Regions from separate parts of the Mus musculus genome. Here region 2 is linked to region 1. A link is a loop called in an ENCODE intact Hi-C map of the cell type or tissue named here. Cell type or tissue: heart. All regions are shown on one strand. Links, peaks and the distances in the headings refer to the core of each region. The heading gives the core; the rest is flanking DNA.

Region 1 (10,579 bases), core at 2,879-6,878:
ACCTGGGTTCTTCACCTCAGACACAGACAGATTTATGTTCTACACCAATCTAGTCTATATAGCAAATTCCTTTCAAACCAGCCAGAGCTAGTGAAATTGTATAAAAACCAACCAAACAAACCCCAGCATTGCAAGGTATTACATATCCTTATATAGCCTCTCCTCAATTCTAGGCATTTTTTTAATATGTACACATTTTTTAAAAATTAATTAATTTTTATTTTATGAGCGTTGATTAGTGTTTTGCCTGCATTTATGTCTGTGTAAGGGTATCAGATCCACTGGAACTGGAGTTACAGACAGTTGTGAGCTGCCATGTAAGTGCTAGAAAATAAACCCCAGTCCTCTGCAAGAAATTAAAAAAAAAACAACAAAAAACAACTTAGTTTTTAACAAAATTGAGAAGCGAAAAATAGCTTCTATTTTGTAACTATATGAAATGAAGCATTCTTCCATAAGGCTATTGTTTCTCTTTATTTCTTCTTTGTGAACTACATATAGGCATTCATATTCATTCATTCATTCATTCATTCATTCATTCATTCATTCATTCATTCTCTCTCTTCTCAAGACATCTTACTGTGTAGCCCTGACTGGCCTAGAATTCACTATGTAGACCTCTGGCTCAGAACATGCAGAAATCCTCCTCAGTCCTAGAATTAGAGGTGTGCACCACCACATCTAGCTTAAAAAAACAAAGCTAAACTAAAACTAAAACCAAAAACAGTTAACTCTTAAAATTTAAAAAAACTAGCTTTTTAAAATTTTTTACTTAAAAAAAAAAAAACCCACTCATTTATATAAAATGTGTATATACAACATGCACATGTGGAGGTCAGAGGACAACTCATAGTAGTCGGTTCTCTCCTTTCACAACGTGGGCTCTAGGGACTAAACACAAGTCATCCTGCTTAGTGGCAAATGTCCTTATTCACTAAGGCATCTTGCCAGGCCCTAAACTTGCTTATGTTAAAATGTTTCTGTTCTTCATTTTTGAGACAGGGCCCCAGTATGTAACACTGGCTGGTCTTGAACTCACAGAGATTGGCCACCCTCTGTCTTTTAAGTACTGGGATTAAAAGCGCAAACCAATACATAGTCCATTTATGCTCTCTCTTTACCCCCAGAGAGAAGTGTAGAACTCTTACATGGTCTAATTACCTAATTTCCCCCAGCATTCTTTGCTATTATCTTACACTGTCAGAAGACAAAGCTTAAAACTGTAACTGAGAGATAGCAGTTAAAACACGGAGTTTGATAAAAATGAAAGTTTTAGATGTACAGAGAATAAAGAGAAACTTCCTACTGGATTAAATAATATGCCCTCCCTCTTAACAGCATGCCCTGGGTGTATGCTATACATACACAGGAGACTTGAGCAAGGAAACAGCACTTTCTTCTGGAAAGCCTTGCCAAACTCAGGATGGTTGAAGAGGCTGGGCCTCTGGCCTAACCCTTGGCTGGCTTAGGGTCAGTACAGAAGAAAGCCTCCCCAAGGACTGTAAGAGCAAGGACAAGCCAAACTGGCAGGGGTGTCAAAAAGGTTTCTTGTTCTGGATTACTGCCCAGCAGACACAAAACTCTTTTGGGATAAACTTTGCCAAGTTTGTTACAAGGCTGTATGTACCTTGCCAGCCTTCCATCAACATGCACCAACTGCAAACCAAATTATAGCATCTCAGGGTGTAAAAATAGCATGCTACCTTGTGTTCTCATCACATTCAAAGACAAGGACCAAAAATAGCACAGATGAAAAAACTCAAGGCGGTGTCCCACTGGCCTGGTAGCAACTATGTTTGTACCTGAGGTCTCTTCAGGAGCTCCTGGGGACAGAGTTCCAGTTACTGCTTCCACAATGATCTCCATGTTCCCTGGACCCTCTTCAGTAGCTGTGGCCTCTACCAGCAGGCAGCCTGGGTCAGCAGGCAAAGGTGCAAGCTCCCCAGAAGCACAGGTATTCTGGACAGGGCCCAGGATTCCATGGTTTGAGAGAGGTGGGGGAATCAACAATAGTTCAGAGCACAGTCCATCCATCTCCCCAGTGCCATTAGCCAGCTGGGATGCCAACACAGGGTCTGTCATTATCACTGATTTGTGTGCTGTGGTCTCCTAAATGCTGACAAACCAGAAAAAAAAAAAAAAAGCTATATGTACATATATATATATATATATATATACACACACACAGTTAGAACTCTTAATTTCTCTTAAGCTGGCCCACACATTTAATCATTTCCTTCTATAGCAACATGCCACACTTTATTATTCTAAACATTTTCAAAACAACATTCAATACAAAAATATGAGATTAAAAGTCAGAATTAGTAGAGAACCAACAAGCTGAGGCTGACTAAATTAAAGATTACAGGTTCTGGTTCCTGCAAAGTAACCCTGGCAACAAAACTGAGTGGGGTCAAAGGCTCTCTCTCTTACTACTCGATGGTCTCATTATTCCTCAGTATAGATATGATACGATTCCTTCACTTATGGTCCTCATTGACCTACCTCCCCAGGCATCCCTCCCACTCTGCCCTCCTAACCTGATGATCTGCCATTCTCTGACTCACTTTTTTGCTTACAGACCCTTCTACTTTCTCACCCCTCCCATTCAACCCATCAAAATCTCTTGTCTAGCTAGTCAGATACTCCTTAAGAAAACAAACATTTCTGCTATGAGTGTGTCCTAACATTCTTAATTTTCTCTTTTCTGTTGTCCTGAAAGCCTTTGTATGTAGTTCTGTCAGAAACCACACTGTGCTGTTGTTTCTCTATCAATCTCCCTTCCTAGATGTATAGTTCAGCTGTCCAGAAAATGGTGGTGGACTCCCTGAAGCTGGGGTGCTTGTCAGACACCTGATTTGGGGGGCTGAAAACTGAACTCAGGCTCTCAGAAAGAGCAGCATTTACTCTTAACCACTGAGCCATTTCTCTAGTCTCACACTTTTTAAAAAATGTGTTGTTAGGGATCAAACCCAGGGCTTTGTGCATGCCAGGCAAGCACTGTACAAATGATCTATCCCAATACTGAATGTGGAGCTTTGAGGAGTTTATTGGCATTTTTCACTTCACTGGACCCTAAGCATCAACAAGCTAGGTAAGTTAGACAAAATGGAAATTCTAGTGGACCAGCTGAGTTGCAGTAAACCCAGATCTTTTAAACTAAGGTATCAAGCCAGTGGTTCCTCAAATACAAGGTAAATTTCCAATTCACTAACTTACTAAAGCCTCCAGTGGGAACACAACTGAGAAACAAAGGTATTAAACTGCATGTCCTGTTCAACTCGACTGAAATAAATGAGATAATCTTTTTAAACTTCCAGGACTCAGGAGGCAAAGGCAGGCAGGTATCTGTGAATTTGAGGCCAGCCTGGTCTACATAGTGAGTTCCAGGACAGAGCTAAACAGTGAGGCCCTGTTTCAAACAAAACTGGGTCACTGAGTATGTGCCAGGTGAGAGTGGCTAGTTCTCATTCTACAGAATCCCTCCACGTAAAAACAGCACGAGGGCTGTAGGGATGGCGCAGTGATGAAGAGCACTGACTGCTCTTCCAGAGGTCCTGGGTTCAATTCCCAGCAACCACATGGTGGCTCGCAACTATCTGTTAATAGGATCCGATGCCCTTTCTCCTGTGTCTGAAGAAAGCAACCGTGTACTCACATACATAAAATAAACAAATATGTCTTTAAAAAGCATAACAGCAGGAACAGACAGCAATTCAAGAAGGAGGCAGGGAAGTGCACTTCCGTGGTCAGCGAGGCTTTTTGGAAATCACAGCCCCCACGGACTACTAATTATTGCTGCTCTAGGCGGTCTTCCAGCCCATCACATGGCCTCAGGAAGATGCGGGGGAGGAGGTAGGAGAGAGCCAGAAAGAAGTAACGTGCTTTTGAGACTGGAGAAGCAAGGGATACCGAAGCCTGGGGAACAAGGCAACCCTGCGTAGGCACCTCAGTTCCCACGCGCCTCTGGGCTTTGACTCACCGTGTAGCCTTGAGTCGATGCACTTGCCTCGCTTCTCAGGACCTCAGCTTTCCTGTCTGTAAAGTGGAGGCGGCGGCGACGACAGCTTTTACACTGTGGGGCGACAGCCAAGTCACGAGATACAGCGGAGGAGAAAGGCGTTTTGGAACCTGCAAGGCTTGGGATGATGCATCGTCACGGTTCTGGTCCTGAGGAGAGGCAGCGGATACCCGGGCGGGGCCCGGAGCTGTGACGCGACTGAGACGCCCGAGTCCAGCAGAGATGCGCCCGCGCCCCTCTCACCGGCGCGCTCCCCGCAGCACCTCCTCCCGCGGGCTCCACCTCCAGGGCCCACTCAAGCTGGAGCTAGAGAAACTTTTACCTTCAGCTCACAGCGCCCGCACTTCCCCTGGTTCCCGCCGACAGCCGCTCTCTCACCTCCTACCCGTGGGCTGGCGGGAGCTGCATCTCTATGGTCCGACTGGGACTGGAGTGGCTCCTCGGGGGCCTTTGATGTGGCCGCCCCCGGCCCAGGCGCCTCTAGGAATCTGACGTGTGGCAGCCACTCTGTCTCTCTTCAAGGCCCGTGCTACTCTATGGTTTCCCCTCTATGTCCTTGAGTACCCCCCTTCTGAAGCCCCAAAGCGGAACCATCGAGAATTGCAGGGAAGAGTGGCAAGGACTCCGTGGTGGGTGTGGCCGGAAGTAGATGCAGCAGTCCGGGGCGGGACTAGCGGCGCTGCCTCTTCGTAGGCCCGGCGAAACCATCGAGTGTGAGGGCCAGAGAGTCATGGAGGGAAGGGGGCGGAGTGACAGATTTCTCTCTCCCACGTTCCTGGAAGCGCGAGCAGGTCTGTGTATAGGGTGTCCGGGAGTCAGCTGCTGTGTGTCAGGGTTCGGGAGCCGGGGGCCAGGAGATCTTCGTCAGCGGCTCTCCATGCAAAGGTGCTTTGGAATTCTGGATCACAGCTCCGAGCCTTAGCGGAGGTCACGGCTGTCAATTCACCAGTGGGCCGGTGTGCCAGGCAGAGGAGTGGCAGTGGAGAAGTGTTGCAAGGAGAGGTGTTCTGGAAATAATTGCCATTTTGTCCCCTTAGGCATTGTCTTAAGTTAGGCTTAGTCACATCTTAATTGGGTTGAATTTGAAAAAGGCTCCAAAAAAAAAAAAAAAGAAAAAGAAAAAGGCTCCGTGGAAGAAGTAGACTATATGATCTCAATGAAAAAGAATGCCTAGAATAAAGGGGTGGGGGTCATTCGGTACCAACAGAACTGAGAGAGCTAGAAGTAGGTAGTGATTTGCTAGTAAAGGTACGCATTCTAATGTAGGCATCCCTGCGTATCCGGCTGTGGTATTTGAACCCAATGGGAGCAAGGCACCAAGGGTGCTGGAATACAAGTGACAGAATTGTAGCGTGTCTGGGATTGGTGGGTTTGGATGATGCAGGTGCTGAAGGTCCATTCAAATATCACCTCAAGAACCAAAATAACTTGCAAGAAATAGTTTAGGTGAGAAGTAATAAATGTCTGTACAGGACATTAGGAACGGGGTGTAAGGGAGAGGATATTTGAAAGACATTTCTGATGGTAAGGCATGTGGTCATTGACAGAGCAATGGAAAAATCACCTTTGCCGATTCCATTCAGTGGGGACCCTTCTGTCTAGCTCTTGCCAGGGACCAGAGTCTTGCCTTTCTAGTATCCTGATGTGGAGCTGGGTACATTGCTTTTTGGAATTGAGAAACTCTCCAAAATGGCCTTCTGGCAAAAGGTCTAACTGAAGAGCAAAATGGATTGAAGAGCCTGGGGTGTTTGCTGTGGCATTCCAACACCATTCCTACTCCACTGAAACACAGTCCTGCTGACCTGTCCATCTTGCTTCTGTGGGAGGGAGCGGAGCAAGATTGACTGGTCTAGTTTCTATACTAGTCTTATGCTTTCTTCCAGTTCTGCTACAATCCATCCCTCGGTTTTGACAGTGCCTCAGAGCCTATAAGCATCTGTGCTGCTTCTTTTCAAGATGCCATTTTCAGACTTTGTTCTGGCCCTTAAAGACAATCCCTACTTTGGGGCTGGATTTGGGCTGGTAGGTGTGGGTACGGCTCTGGCTATGGCCCGGAAAGGAGCCCAGTTGGGTCTAGTGGCATTCCGGCGCCATTACATGATCACACTGGAAGTCCCTGCCAGAGACAGAAGCTATGCCTGGTTGCTTAGCTGGCTTACCCGACACAGCACCCGCACTCAGCACCTCAGTGTTGAAACCTCATACCTTCAGCATGAAAGTGGCCGGATCTCCACCAAGTTTGAATTTATCCCCAGCCCTGGAAACCACTTCATTTGGTAAGATAGGAAACTAGGTAGGGCTCTGAGGAGAGGGTGGATCGATGGAGGAAATTGGGTCACTTTGACAATTTTATTCAGGTATCAGGGAAAATGGATCCGGGTAGAACGAAACCGAGACATGCAGATGGTAGACTTGCAAACAGGGACTCCTTGGGAATCTGTCACCTTCACGGCCCTGGGCACTGACCGAAAGGTTTTCTTCAACATCCTGGAAGAAGGTATGAGATGGGACAGGCAGGCTATCAAAGTGGGGAGGTTGGGCATCTGCTGCTTGGAGAGGAGGAATAAGGATCCGAGTCCTTGGGAGAAGGGTACCAGGTCAGAGCTCTACCTGACTGAAGCATCAGCATGATCAAGGGACTGTTTTACTTCCTTGCTCCCAGCTCGAGCACTGGCCCTGCAGCAGGAGGAAGGGAAGACTGTGATGTACACAGCTGTGGGGTCTGAATGGCGTACCTTTGGTTATCCGCGCCGACGTCGGCCACTGGATTCTGTAGTCCTACAGCAGGGTCTGGCTGACCGAATTGTCAAAGATATCCGGGAATTTATTGATAACCCCAAGTGGTACATTGACAGAGGTAAGCAGCAGCTGGAATCTAGCCGAGTTTGTAGCCAGGTGAAGTTACAGGAAATTCTAGCTCAGGTGAAAGGGAAAGAAAGCTCGTCTATGAGAATATCTTTTCTGCCTCTAGGACCACTAGCAGGGAATGGAGCTGAGGGTAGATGTGGACACCTGGGCCAGAGTACATGATTCACTGTAGGTCTTGTTTATCCTGGTTATATCCCTAGGCATTCCCTACAGACGTGGCTACCTTCTTTATGGGCCCCCTGGTTGTGGAAAGAGCAGTTTTATGTGAGTAGTCAAATTTTCTTGACTTTGAGTAACAGCCTTTGCAGAAAAACTGGGCTGAAATTATTAGAAGAGGAATGAATCTGGGAAGCAAGGATCAGGATAAACATGAGATCCATAGATATATATCAAGTGAGTGGTATAGGAAACAGGCCTTTGCAGCCTACCTCCTAGGACTCCCGAAGTCTTCAGGTTGCCTAGGACCTCCTTCCATGTCACTGTCCACAGAACAGCCCTGGCTGGAGAACTGGAACACAGCATCTGCCTGCTCAGCCTCACAGACTCTAGCCTCTCAGATGACCGGCTCAACCATCTACTGAGTGTAGCACCACAGCAGAGCTTGGTGCTCCTGGAAGATGTGGATGCTGCTTTTCTCAGTAGAGACTTGGCTGTGGAGAGTAAGTGTGGATGCTGGAGATGGGAAATCTTTTGTTTTTAGTTTAGTGTGCATGTGTGTGCAGGTGCACGTATGTGGAGGTTGGAGAACAATTTGAAGGCAGCTCTCACCTTGCACCCTTTGTCTCTCTCTTGTTGCCCTACTCCTGTCACTGCTTTCAACGTGCCTTAATATTTAGGTATGTGCCACCAGAAGCCACTGCATCCAGCAATTTACTTGGATTCTGAGATCACACTTGGGTCTTCGGGCTTGTGTAGCTGTTTGTCTGTTTTAACCACAGAGCTATTTTCCTGACCCAGGGAAGTAGTTATTTAAGACACTGAGGGCCAGAAGTAAACAAGGAACATTTTTGGAGGCCTAAGTCATCAACAAGAAATACTGATAAATAAGGAGTTGAAGTGGGGGCTTAGGGCACGATTTTAACTGAGACATGACTTCTCACATTCCTGTTATCCTCTAGACCCTATAAAGTACCAAGGACTAGGCCGCCTCACCTTCAGTGGACTGCTTAATGCTTTGGATGGTGTAGCCTCCACTGAAGCACGAATTGTGTTCATGACCACCAACTACATTGACAGGTAAGGAGACAGGAAGGCAAAACTTCACACCTAGGCCGTGGGAGAGTTGGTGGGTTGAGGAGACCATCTCAGGAGCTAGCAGGACTGCTGGCTGTCACTGTGCTTTTCCTCTTAGGCTGGATCCTGCCCTCATACGTCCCGGGCGAGTAGATCTGAAGGAGTATGTGGGCTACTGCTCACACTGGCAGCTGACCCAGATGTTCCAGAGGTTCTATCCAGGGCAAGCACCTTCTTTGGCTGAGAACTTTGCTGAACATGTCCTTAAAGCTACATCTGAGATTAGTCCTGCCCAGGTGCAAGGCTACTTCATGCTGTATAAAAATGACCCCATGGGGGCTGTTCACAACATTGAATCTCTGAGGTGACCCACCAGGCCATGATCTGCTCTCAAAAATTCCATAAACACCTGTCACACTAATCAGGCTTGTGCCTTTCCTCCCTCCATTGCTGTGTTTGTACTTGAGAATAAAATGAGTTGCCATAGCAGGTACCTACAAGATCTACATCTACAAATGATGGGGCCATGGCCTGAGGACAGGGGAGTGAGTGTTAATGGAAAATATACATGCAATCATGAAAGGCCACCCAAATAAGATACATTGTTGCCCTGTGTTGTGGCACACAGTCCCCTCCTGCCCCCCCCCCCCCCATTGGCTTATTTGTTTTGTTTTTGAGACAGACTTCTCTGTATAGTCCTGGCTGTCCTGGAACTTGTTCTATAAATCAGGCTAAAGATCTGCCTGCCTCTGCCTTCTGAGTGCGCCACCACTGCCCAGCTTTCATATTTCTCTTTATAGTCGCCTTGATACATTTGCTTTCCCTCTTACCCCTCCTCCCTCCAACCCTTCCCATTTATTTCTCAAATGTGTGGCCTCTTATTTGTTTTACACACACACAAAATCTGTATTTCTCCTTAAGGAATTTTTAAATTAATTAATTAAATTATTCTTTAGGGCAGGGCAGTGGTGGCGCACACCTTTAATCCCAGCACTTGGGAGGCAGAGATAGGTGGGTTTCTGAGTTTGAGGCCAGCCTGGTCTACAGAGTGAGTTCCAGGACAGCCAGGGCTAAACAGAGAGACCCTGTCTCGGAAAAAAAAGAAAAAAGGAAAAAAAAATTAAGATCTGGGCTGGAGAGATGGCTCAGCAGTTAAGAGCACTGACTGCTCTTCCAGAGGTCCTGAGTTCAATTCCCAGCAACCACATGGTGGCTCACAACCATCTGTAATGGGATCCAATGCCCTCTTTTGATGTGTCTGAAGATATGTATGTATGTATGTGTGTATATATATATATATATATATATATATATATATATATATATCACACATAATATTCTCTCTCTCTGTCTCTCTCTCTCTCTCACACACACTCACACACACACACACACACACACACACACACACACACACACACACATTTTATAAAAATCCTAAGACCAACCTGAGCACCACAGCAAAGCTTTTTTCCCCCTTAAAACCACAAAAGGGGGGCTGGTGAGATGGCTCAGTGGGTAAGAGCACACGACTGCTCTTCCGAAGGTCAGGAGTTCAAATCCCAGCAACCACATGGTGGCTCACAACCATCGACGAGATCTGACTCCCTCTTCTGGAGTGTCTGAGGACAGCTACAGTGTACTTACATATAATAAATAAATAAATAAATAAACCTTTAAAAAAAAAAAACAACCACAAAAGGGCTTGGGATGTGGCTCAGTTGGTAGTATGCTTGCCTAGCATGCACAAACTGGCCATGTGGCAATGGGCTGGAATCTGCTAGGAAGTAGAGACAGAAAGACCTGGAATTCTTCAGCTATATAAAGCTTGAGGCTATATGGTACCTTATCTTGAAACAACCAACCAGTAGGCTGAACAATGCATGCGTGCAAATGTGGGTTTTGTTCAGAGCTATATGCACAGATGTGGACCGTCTCAGAACTGATCACACTGGCAGGGAAGACCCTTTTTACCCTAGTGCCTTTGGTGAACAGACTTACAAGAAAGGTGGGAGCCCCTTACCATAAAGAGTCATACCACATAGGCTAGATGCTGTTAAGCAAAGGTCAATTCTCTTTATTGCCTCCCTCCCACCCCAATTCCCTGTCCCCCAACAGTACTGCTAGGAACCTTCCTCAGATTCCAAGCCCAGGGGCTCCCTGCGAGTACCAGACCGGTATGCTCCCTGGCCCCGAGGTAGGTGGGGATAGCAAGAACCCGGTGTACGGTTTTTGGAGCGTTCCCAGCGAGCACAGTCCCGAGTCCTGCGAGCTGAGGGGCCCTGCCAGCTACCAGGCCCCTTCTCCTGAGGATGACCTGTGAGCCCTTTGTTACGGGGTTCTGCCTTTAAGTCTACAGTCTCCTTGAGAGGCTTCTCAGGAGGTGGCAGTTCATGGATTTCACTGGTACCTTTTGGGGTGCAGCACTCCCCTCCTTTTGGGTGCCTCCGATCATACTGT
Region 2 (10,579 bases), core at 3,008-7,007, 130 kb after region 1:
TGCTCATAGATTGGCAGGATAAATATAGTCAAAATGGCTATCCTGCTGAAAGCAATCTACAGATTCAATGCAATCCCCATCAAAATTCCAACTCAATTCTTCACTGAGTTAGAAAGGGCAATCTGTAAATTCATCTGGAATAATAAAAAACCTAGGATAGCAAAAACTATTCTCAACAATAAAAGAACCTCTGGTGGAATCACCATGCCTGACCTCAAGCTGTACTACAGAGCAATTGTGATAAAAACTGCATGGTACTGGTACAGCGACAGACAGGTAGATCAATGGAATAGAATTGAAGATCCAGAAATGAATCCACACACCTATGGTCACTTGATCTTTGACAAGGGAGCTAAAACCATCCAGTGGAAAAAAGACAGCATTTTCAACAAATGGTGGTGGCACAACTGGTGGTTATCATGTAGAAGAATTCGAATTGATCCACTCTTATCTCCTTGTACAAAGCTCAAGTCTAAGTGGATCAAAGAACTCCACATAAAACCAGAGACACTGAAATTTATGGAGGAGAAAGTGGGGAAAAGCCTCAAAGATATGGGCACAGGAAAAAAATTCCTAAACAGAAGAGCAATGACTTGTGCTGTAAGATCGAGAATTGACAAATGGGACCTCATAAAATTGCAAAGCTTCTGTAAGGCAAAAGACACTGTTAATAAGTCAAAAAGGCCACCAACTGATTGGGAAAGGATCTTTACCAATCCTAAATCTGATAGGGGACTAATATCCAATATATACAAAGAGCTCAAGAAGCTGGACTCCAGAAATTCAAATAACCCCATTAAAAATGGGGTACAGAGCTAAACAAAGAATTCTCAACTGAGGAATACCGAATGGCTGAGAAGCACCTGAAAAAATGTTCAACATCCTTAATCATCAGGGAAATGCAAATCAAAACAACCCGGAGATTCCACCTCACACCAGTCAGAATGGTTAGATCATAAATTCAAGTGACAGCAGATGCTGGCAAGCATGTAGAGAAAGAGGAACACTCCTCCATTGCTGGTGGGATTGCAAGCTTGTACAACCCCTCTGGAAGTCAGTCTGGCGGTTCCTCAGAAAAGTGGACATAGTACTACGGGAAGATCCAGCAATACCTCTCCTGGGCATATACCCAGAAGACGTTCCATCTGGTAATAAGTGTAACCTCCTCCAGCCTAGAGCAGGAGCTCCAGGCCTTATGCCACTGAGGCGGGGCCACCTGCGGTGCAGCTCTTCTGACTGGTTGGTTTCCTTTGACGTGACACTGCCTACCACCTGCTGAGAGGCTGAACCCGTCCTCCAAGATTTTCCTGAGCTAACTGCAACCTGAGAATTTGGTGGCTTACTGCTAAAAGGCTGTGCTGACAACTTGGCATCAGGACATCAAGAAACTCAGCATGGCAGGGAATGGGTTTCCCCCCTTTATAAGTGCAGATTTTTATTAAACATTTGAGCCTTGATCAGGAACCTTGTCTTGGCTTCCATTTTTCTCTCGACCACCTAGTTTCTGTCTTTTCAGCCCCAGTTTGCCTCCCAGGAGTAACCCTGGTCCATGTGAGCAGAGGGACGGCTCCCAACAATAAGGACACATGTTCCACTATGTTCATAGCAGCCTTATTTATAATAGCCAGAAGCTGGAAAGAACCCAGATGCCCCTCAACAGAGGAATGGATACAGAAAATGTGGTACATTTACACAATGGAGTACTACTCAGCTATTAAAAACAATGAATTTATGAAATTCTTGGGCAAATGGATGTATCTGGAAGATATCATCCTGAGTGAGGTAACCCAACCACAAAAGAAGTCACTTGAGGGCTGGTGAGATGGCTCAGTGGGTAAGAGCACCCGACTGCTCTTCTGAAGGTCCGGAGTTCAAATCTCAGCAACCACATGGTGGCTCACAACCATCCGGTGGCTCACAACCATCCGTAACAAGATCTGACTGACTCCCTCCTCTGGAGTGTCTGAAGACAGCTACAGTGTACTTACATATAATAAATAAAAATATTTTTAAAAAAAGTCACTTGATATGCACTCACTAATAAGTGGATATTAATCCAGGAACTTAGAATACCCAAGATACAATTTGTAGAACACAAGAAAATCAAGAAGAAGGAAGACCAATGTGTGGATACTTCATTCCTCCTTAGAATAGGGAACAAAATACCCATGGAAGGAGTTACAAAGTTTGGAGCTAAGGCAAAAGGATGGACCATCCAGACACTACCCCACCGGGGGATCCATCCCATAATCAGTCACCAAACACAGACACTATTGCATATGCCAGCAAGATTTTGCTGAAAGGATCCTGATATAGATGTCTCATGTGAGGCTATGCCAGTGCCTGGCAAATATAGAAGTGGATGCTCACAGTCATCTATTGAATGGAACACAGGGCCCCCAGTGGATGAACTAGAGAAAGTACCCAAGGAGCTGAAGGAGTCTGCAACACTATATGTGGAACAACAATATGAACTAACCAGTACCCCCAGAGCACGTGTCTCTAGTTGCATATGTAGCAGAAGATGGCCTAGTCAGCCATCATTGGGAAGAGAGGCCCCTTGGTCTTGCAAACTTTATATGCCCCAGTACAGGGGAATGCTAGGGCCAAGAAGTGGGAGTGGGTGGGTAGGGGAGCAGGGCTGGGGGAGGGTATAGGGAACTTTCGGGATAGCATTTGAAATGTAAATAAAGAAAATATCTATTTTAAAAAAAAGATGAACTTTAGGTCTGGAGAGATGGCTCAGTGGTTAAGAGCACTGACTTCCAGAAGCCCTGAGGTCAATTCCTAACAACCACATGGTGGCTCACAACCATCTGCAATGGGGTCTGATGCCCTCTTCTGGTATGTCTGAAGAGATCAATGATGAATACATAAATAAATTAAAAAACAAAAAACAAAAAAAAAACATTTAAAAAAATGAACTTTAGAATCAATAAGAACGCCACACCTAGCCACATTACCTGCCAGTCGAGTTATTTGAAATCAGTATGCCTGCTTCCTCCTTCCGGGTGGCAAAAAAACAAAACAAAACAAAACTCCACGTGATATTAGAACCTGCTTTCCCATCTTTTTGATTTCTACATTTCCTGATTAAATCATCACTGAGCCTCTGCTTGTTTCTTATTGCCTCTGGGACAGGGTCTCATGTAATGTCTGTGGGCCTCAGAACTCACTGTGTGGCTGACGATACCGGGGATTAAGCACAGGACTCCATCATACTAGGGACGTTCTCTTCCACCGAACCATATCCCCAGTCCCTGTGATGCATTTGCATTTGCACGAGTCTTCATTTTCATTAAAAAATAAAATCAGATTTATTCATTTTAATCTTACGTAATTTTTTTTCCTTGCATGTATGTATGTGAACTATGTGCATGTTTGGTTGCCATGGAAATTGGAAGAGGACAGCTGATCCCTGGAGTTATGGATGGTTGTGAACCACCTGTGTCTACCTGTCCATTCAGCATACAGGTGGTGGGACTCAAACCCAAGTCCTCTACAACAGCCACAAGTGCTCTGAGCCACATCTATAGCCCTGTGTTTTTAACTTTATGAAAACTACACTTCTAGCCAGGCATGGTGGGACACACTTTTTTTTTTTAAAAAAGATTTATTGATTGATTGATTGACTTATTATATGTAAGTACACTGCAGCTGTCTTCAGACGCACCAGAAGAGGGCATCAGATCTCATTATGGGTGGCTGTGAGCCACCATGTGGTTGCTGGGACCTTCGGAAGAGCAGTTGGGTGCTCTCACCCACTGAGTCATCTCACCAGCCCGGTGGTACACACTTTTAATTCCAGCACTTAGAGACAGAAGCAGGCAGGTCTCTTGAGTTCCAGCCTGGTCTACAGAACAAGGTCCAGGACAGTTGGAGCTACACAGAGAAACCCTGTCTCAAACCAACCAAACAACCCAACAACAACAAAAGAAAACGAAACTTCCAATATACATAAAACAGTTCATGAAACAACACTTGGTTATTTTTCCCCCTTTGGGGCAAATTTTCTGTCCCATTTTATTCTTTTTGCTTTATTGGAATAGTCTGAAGCCAGGCCATGTAGGTAGGCAGTCCTTTTTAAAAATACAAATTTAAAAACTTATGGTATGTGTATGGGTGTGTTTCCTGCATATTGTCTGTGTGCCACTTGCATGCTTGGTGCACACAGAGGGGTTTCGGAGGCTGTGAACTTCCCCTCTGGAAGAGCAGCCATCTCTTCAGCCCTTCCTCTTTTTAAAAAATTGTTGTTATTAGTTTAGTTTTTTTGTTTTTTGTTTTTTGTTTTTTGTTTTTTGAGACAGAGTTTGATTATCTACCTCTAGCTGACCTGGAACTTGCTATGTAGACCAGGCTGACCTGGGACTCACAGAGTTCACTTGCCTCTGCCTCACAAATGCTGAAATTAGAGGCTTGCGCAACCATAACTGGTTCAAAATCCTTAATGCCTGCACTCTGGAGGTTGGGGCAGGAAGGTGGAGGATTGAGCCCAGCCTGGCCTACACGTCTTCAAACAAAACAAAACGGGAAAAAGAAAACAAAATCAAATCCCCAAATCTGTTCTCAAAAGCAGAAATGATACTCTTAAAAAAAAAAAATCCCTAATACCGCAATTTGTTTTGTTTTTCCTCCTCTCTGGGCCTCACGTGACTGCTGTCCCAGGTCCACAATCAGCTTCAGCCTCTGGGGAACAGCAGCGCGTTCCCGGGCCATCTGGAAAGTGAGGGACACCAGAGATGGCGCTCTGCAGGTCAAGCAAAGGCAAGCCTAGCTGGGTGGGGCCTGAGGGACTTGGAAGTTGACTGCTGTGCTCCATCTCACGACTGAGAGCCAGCGAAGTTCTTGAGAGTCCGTGGATGAGGAGGCTGCTAACTCCAGAGAGCTCCCTAGTTCATCTTGTCCACCTCTGCCTGCCTTCTTAGTAGAGGTCTTGCAGCTGGAGAAGGCGGCGTTTGTGTGTTCAGGACAGATCCTGATTGGAAGGGGTTATGAAAGGATCTGGCTAGTCCTCTATTGGCCCGCCCCGGGACCACCTCTGCCTTTAAAGTCGCCAGGTCGCAAAGCCCGAGTTCTGTCTGCCTCCTTGCCTGGATAGGGCTCATAGTCTCTGGATCTAAACTCTTGGCTTCTCGGGCACGATCCATGGCTGCGTGGAGCCGCACGAGGCTGAGATGGACGCTCCTGGACCCGCGTGTGGTGGGCCGTGGCCTCTGCCCACAAGGGGCCAGAGCCAAGGCCACGATCCCTGCAGCCCTCCAGGCACAGGAGAGTACGGAGGGTCCAGGAACAGGTCAAGACCGGCCGCGCCTGCGGAGTCCGGCGGAGCTTCCGGGGACCGGAACGCTACAATTTTTATTCCAGCTATTTCTACAAGGCTATGTGCTGCACTTGCCCGACCTCCAGGTAACCATCGGACAGAGGCATCGCCACCTGGGTCTGGGCACTGGGACAGAAAAAGAAGCTGGCTATGGGAGAGAAGAGGGATAAACAGTAAATAGAACTTAGCTCGCCACTGTCTGAGGCTCGAGCCATAAACTGGAAGGGCATGCAGGGTGCAGAGAGAATCCTTTGAGCTAAAACAGGCGATGGGTGTCACCGATCAAGAGATCATCATCAATGTGGTGGGCACAAGTTGGGAAAGGAAGAGGTTGCGTTGGGAGAGAATGACTCATGCTAGTGTATACAGTGCCCGGTGTTGGGGGAACCCTGTTACTTCAGAGATGCCATTCCCCTCCTGCTTCTTCCAAAGGAGTTAACTTTGGAAGCTACTTTGCAATCTGTAGGACACATTTGTCCACAGAAGAAAAAAACAAAAAACAAAAAAAGATTGCTTCTCAGGGAGTGAAAGAAAACACATTAGGGAGCAGGCAAAGGAATTTCTGATGTAATTGCACCTCGACACCCTGCCAGACGGAGAGGAGGGTGAGGATGGGGACAGAGAAAGAGAAATCCAGCAGCCAGGAAAGTTTGTCTGTGTAGCTATCCCTGTCAGACTCAGGAGGTACTGAGAGATGATTTAAAATAACAAAGCAAAACAAACCATTCCCTGGGACTGGAGAGAGGGCTCCATGGTTAGGAGGACATCTCTCTTTTCCAGAGGACCTGAGTCAGTCAGCACCCTTGTCAGTCAGTTTACAACCACCCAGGGGAATCTGATGTCTCTGCCCTTCCAGGACCATGCACTCATGAGCACATACCTGCTGACACACACGTGCATAGTTAAAAAGAATACAAATTGTAAGCAAGCAAGCAAGCAAGCAAGCAAGCAAGCAAGCAAGCAAGCAAGCAAGCAGGAAGCCTGGCATGGTGGCGCAACACTTACCTTTAATCCCAGAAATCAGGAGGGAGAGGCATTAGAATCTGTATAAATTACAGGCTAGCCCATGCTACATAGGCTAGCCAGTGCTACATAGTGAGAACAGAAGGGAGGGGGGAGGGAGGAAGGGAGGGAGAGAGGGTAGAGGGAGAGAGGGAGAGAGACGACAGAGATAGAGAGACACACACAAAGAGAGAGGGAATATGAGCTATTTCCTGCAGACCTGATAATCTCTAGGCCAAGAAACAAAGGAGTTGAAAGGTCCTCTAAGTTCTCTAGCTTGATTTCAACCTCTAGAAATTGAGAGGCCTGGGGAATGCCTGATGCCTAGGGTCTAGGGACTGAAGCTTCCTCAGGGGGATTTGCTCAAGATGTAATTCTAGATAGCTTTGTAAGGAGAATGGGGAAGTAAACCCGTGAATATATAGAGTTTTGGCTGTTTGCTAAGACAATGTTTTCCTATATAGTCTAGATTGGCTTTAACTCTTTCCTCCTGCCTCAGCCTCCTGAGTGCTGGGATTCTGTATATAAAGACCATCATGGCCCAGAAGTAGATTTTTTTTTTAATGATTTATTTTATTTCTGTGTGTGTGTGTGTGTGTGTGTGTGTGTGTGTGTGTGTGTGTGTGTGTTTGAGTGTTCGTGTCTGTTTGTATGAAGAGACCAGAGGAGGATCTGTGAGAACTGGAGTTACAGGTAGTTCATGAGTACCAGGAACCAGACTCAGGTCCCATGTAGAGCATCAAGAAAACTTGCCTGCTGCTCCATCCACACAGCCCTGTGAATGGCCTTTTAAACAGGTACAGATGGCGGCAGTGTCAGGACTCTAAACATCTTGATCGTATGAATCTGAGCTGCCCATGAGGAATACATTAATCCTCACTTCCTGTGCTTGGGGCTGCTGTGAGTTAGGAGAGTGTGGCACTTCCTTAAAACAGGGCAACAGCATCACTGCGGAAGACCATGTGTTGCTCTGTATCGTTAGCATTGGCTTGTCGTTTAAACAGTCTTACATGCTGAGGTGGAGAACTCCTATAGTTGAGTCTCCTTTGGTCATGATCTGCTCCCGAATCTTAGGCTGTTTGGTTTAACCGTAACACAGCGCTGAAGAGTGACTGCGTTGTAAAGAAAAGGTTTATTTTGTTCACGATTTTGGAAATGGAAACTCCAAATGGATGGCTCCATTTAGCTAGCTTCTGATTCAGGTCTTGTTACTGTATGTATTGTGGCGAGTGGCATCACATGACACGAGCTTGCCTGTGACAAGGAAGAGAGAGGTCATGTGGTCAGAGCAGTAGTGAGACTATGGGAAAAGACTACATTGGCTGGCTGTCCTGGAACTCACTCTGTAGACCAGGCTGGCCTAACTGGTCATAACTCAGAGATCCACCTACTTCTGACTGTGGGCATGCTGTATTAAAGGCATGTGCCAGCAAGCCCAGGAAGGCTTGCTTTTTTTTTTTTTTTTAAATAACAACCTGTTTTTGTGGGAATTAATCTACTCTTTGGAGCCCAGAATGGTTATAACCCAACCCCAAACTCTTTTAGGCCCCATCTCTTAGAGGTCCCAGAGCCTTTCCGTACTGTTACATTGTGGATCAAGCTTTCAATACCCACACACCTTTGAGGAAGGCAGACCACACCTGAGCCATGGCATCCCACCGGACACCCCAGTTTCACGTTCTTCTCACAAGGGGAAATGTATTCAACTGTGCCAATAGTCCCCAAAGTCTTCTTTGAGCACCAAGTCAAAAGTCTAGAGTGATCGAACCCTCAAGACGACTCCTGTCTGTGATTAGCCTGTAAAGTGAAAAACTTACCTGTATCCACACATGATGGAGGGGAGTTGGCCAGGAGAGAGAGAGATCACAGAGACCTGTAAAACTGAAACCCGTCTATGTGGACATGTCCTAAAACCCCAAGTCCTGCATCTTGTGCACACTGGGTTGGAGATGGCATCTCATTGCCTGCTGTGCTTCTCTAGTACCTGTTACCCTACCTTTTTGGGGTATCAGTTATGGCTCCCTTAGGCCTTTAAATGAAGGCTCTGTGGCAAACTCCTGTCTACCTAGGCTGCTTCTTCTTCTGCTTCTTCTTCTTCTTCTTCTTCTTCTTCTTCTTCTTCTTCTTCTTCTTCTTCTTCTTCTTCTTCTTCTTCTTCTTCTTCCTCTTCCTCTTCCTCTTCCTCTTCCTCTTCCTCTTGTGTAAAAGAGAGGAGAAAAAGAAAGAAGCTGAGTGCGGGTGCTTTAATCTGTTACTCCAGAGCCAGCTTGGGGCAGAGAGAGAGGTGAGTCTGAGGCGCTCTGTGGCCAGCCAGCATCTGAAATGGGAAAGCCAATGTTCAGTGAGAAACCCTGTCTCAGGGAAATAAGGTAGAGGGTGAGAGAGCTGGGCATCCTATGTCGTCCTCTGGCTGCTGTGAATGAACACACACACACACACACACACACACACACACACACACGAACGAACGTGCATATATACCACATACATGCAAAATAAAATTGGAAGCATCTTTGTCTTTTGTAGTTCTGAGCTATAGCCCTAGGCCTGCATTTTTCTCTCTATTAAAAATAATACCAAGCATCCTGGGAGGAAAATACAATGTGAACATGTGTTAAATTTACATATAATTTTTTTAAAGATTTATTTATTTATTATATGTAAGTACACTGTAGCTGTCCAGAAGAGGGAGTCAGATCTTGTTACAGGTGGTTGTGAGCCACCATGTGGTTGCTGGGATTTGAACTCTGGACCTTCGGAAGAGCAGTAGGGTGCTCTTACCCACTGAGCCATCTCACCAGCCCAGCCATCTCACCAGCCCCATATAATTTTCTATAAATATTTATTTAATTATTTTATGTGTGTGTGTGACTTTATGTATACTAAAATGTGGGTGCTGAAACCTGAACCCCAGTCTTCCTAAAGTGTAGTAAGTGCTCTCAACCACTGAACTAGATCTCCAGCGCCCGATTTATATGTAAGTTTCTATTAAATTAAAACTTTTTGAGTTTTTATTTTATTTTATGTGTATGAGTGTTTTCCTGACTGTATATCAGTATATCATGTGCCTCCATTGTCTAAAGGAGCCAGAGGTTGGCACTTGATCCCTTGGATGCTGGGGAACTGGGAATTGAACCCAGACCCTCTGGAAGAGCAGCCAGTGCTCTTAACTACTAAGCTATTGTTCCAGCCCCTCTATAAAAACTTCACCTTCCAAAAATATTGATCCTGAGCATGATGTCACCTAGTTAATATCTCTTGTTCTAAACTGCCTGGCTTGAGGTCCCCCCTTACAGCCCCCAGGCACCTCTGTACATTTGCCATTTTGTGGATTGGGTTTCTCATCCTTATTAATATGGCTGAAAAACCTGTTGTAAAGTGAAGGGCTGGGCCCGTGTCTGTCCACTTCTGTCCCCCAAGTTCTGGGCACTGGGACCTGCTGGCCTCAGAGTTCAGCATCTGGGAGTGATCTTCTTGTCCTTGATCCAGATGCTGTCACCAAAGCTGAGCCTGCTGTTCTGCTGAGCTTTCTATCGGGCTGCGGGGCGGGGCACCGTGGGCATTGAGCATGGTCATGAGCAGTGCTCACACTCAGGAGAGTGTGTTACGGACAAGGCTTCTCCGGAGTCACCCTCAGGCCCTCCTCTATTCCACTGTTTCTCCGGGTTGCAAAATTAGTGGGCTGTTTTTTCCTTGTCAGGATCTCTGGTGTGAATCTCTGAACTCTGCCTCCCAAGTGCTGGGATCAAAGGCGTGCACCACCACTGCCTGGCAAAAGCGGACATTTTAAAAAAAGAAAATATTGAAGTCATTACTGCACACTTGCACAAAAATGTCCTTTTGTACAGCTTGTGGCAGACAGAGAAACTGCCTAGCCTGCGCTAAGCCCTGGATCCCATCTCCAGCCCTGAAAATTAGTCATGATAAAGAAATAAATATAATGGAAATATCCACCCACTGGATAATAAACCATATTATTCATACACTGGATTTCTTTGTAACAGTTGTAATGAATACATAACCCTTTTTTGTTTTTCTGTTTTGTTTCATTTTCCACACAGGATATTTGTAGCCTGGTTGGCCTGGCCTCAGACTGAGTCTCTATGTAACCAAGGCAGGCTTTGAACTCAAAATCCTCCCGCTTGCTTATGGCTGAAGTACTGAGATTACCACCACATACCTCTACTCCTGCCTCCAGCCCTCTCTCTTCTGAGACTGGATCTCATGTATCTCAGGCTGCTGCTGGACTCCTGAGCT

The links. A loop is a pair of places that touch in the nucleus more often than their neighbours do. Peaks named below come from ENCODE experiments on the same cell type or tissue, not always from the same donor. Only the 100,000 strongest peaks of a DNase experiment are listed, where the experiment ranks them.
Region 2: a loop joins it to region 1, with 2.6 times the contacts of the local background. A loop is called at or near these places in 1 of 42 quality-filtered maps.

The regions. Positions count from the first base shown.
Region 1 is chr1:74,583,582-74,594,160 of GRCm38, forward strand. It overlaps Zfp142 (zinc finger protein 142), which reads right to left and starts at 4,447. Exons shown (of 9, transcript NM_001310668.1): 1 at 3,983-4,447; 2 at 1,803-2,116. The coding sequence starts at 2,082. Bcs1l (BCS1-like (yeast)) reads left to right here and starts at 4,708. Exons shown (of 8, transcript NM_001305652.1): 1 at 4,708-4,812; 2 at 5,905-6,297; 3 at 6,379-6,518; 4 at 6,684-6,878; 5 at 7,090-7,153; 6 at 7,379-7,548; 7 at 8,008-8,125; 8 at 8,241-8,862. The coding sequence starts at 5,978. The coding sequence ends at 8,490. It overlaps Rnf25 (ring finger protein 25), which reads right to left. Exons shown (of 10, transcript NM_021313.3): 10 at 10,167-10,579. The coding sequence ends at 10,243. In heart, for the core only: a CTCF peak has its summit at 4,613; DNase peaks (open chromatin) are centred at 3,860 and 4,600; H3K4me3 peaks cover 2,709 bases; H3K27ac peaks cover 1,678 bases.
Region 2 is chr1:74,708,486-74,719,064 of GRCm38, forward strand. It overlaps Cyp27a1 (cytochrome P450, family 27, subfamily a, polypeptide 1), which reads left to right and starts at 5,050. Exons shown (of 9, transcript NM_024264.5): 1 at 5,050-5,406. The coding sequence starts at 5,146. In heart, for the core only: CTCF peaks have their summits at 3,695 (motif pointing right) and 4,740; DNase peaks (open chromatin) are centred at 4,916 and 6,046; H3K4me3 peaks cover 1,967 bases; H3K27ac peaks cover 1,546 bases.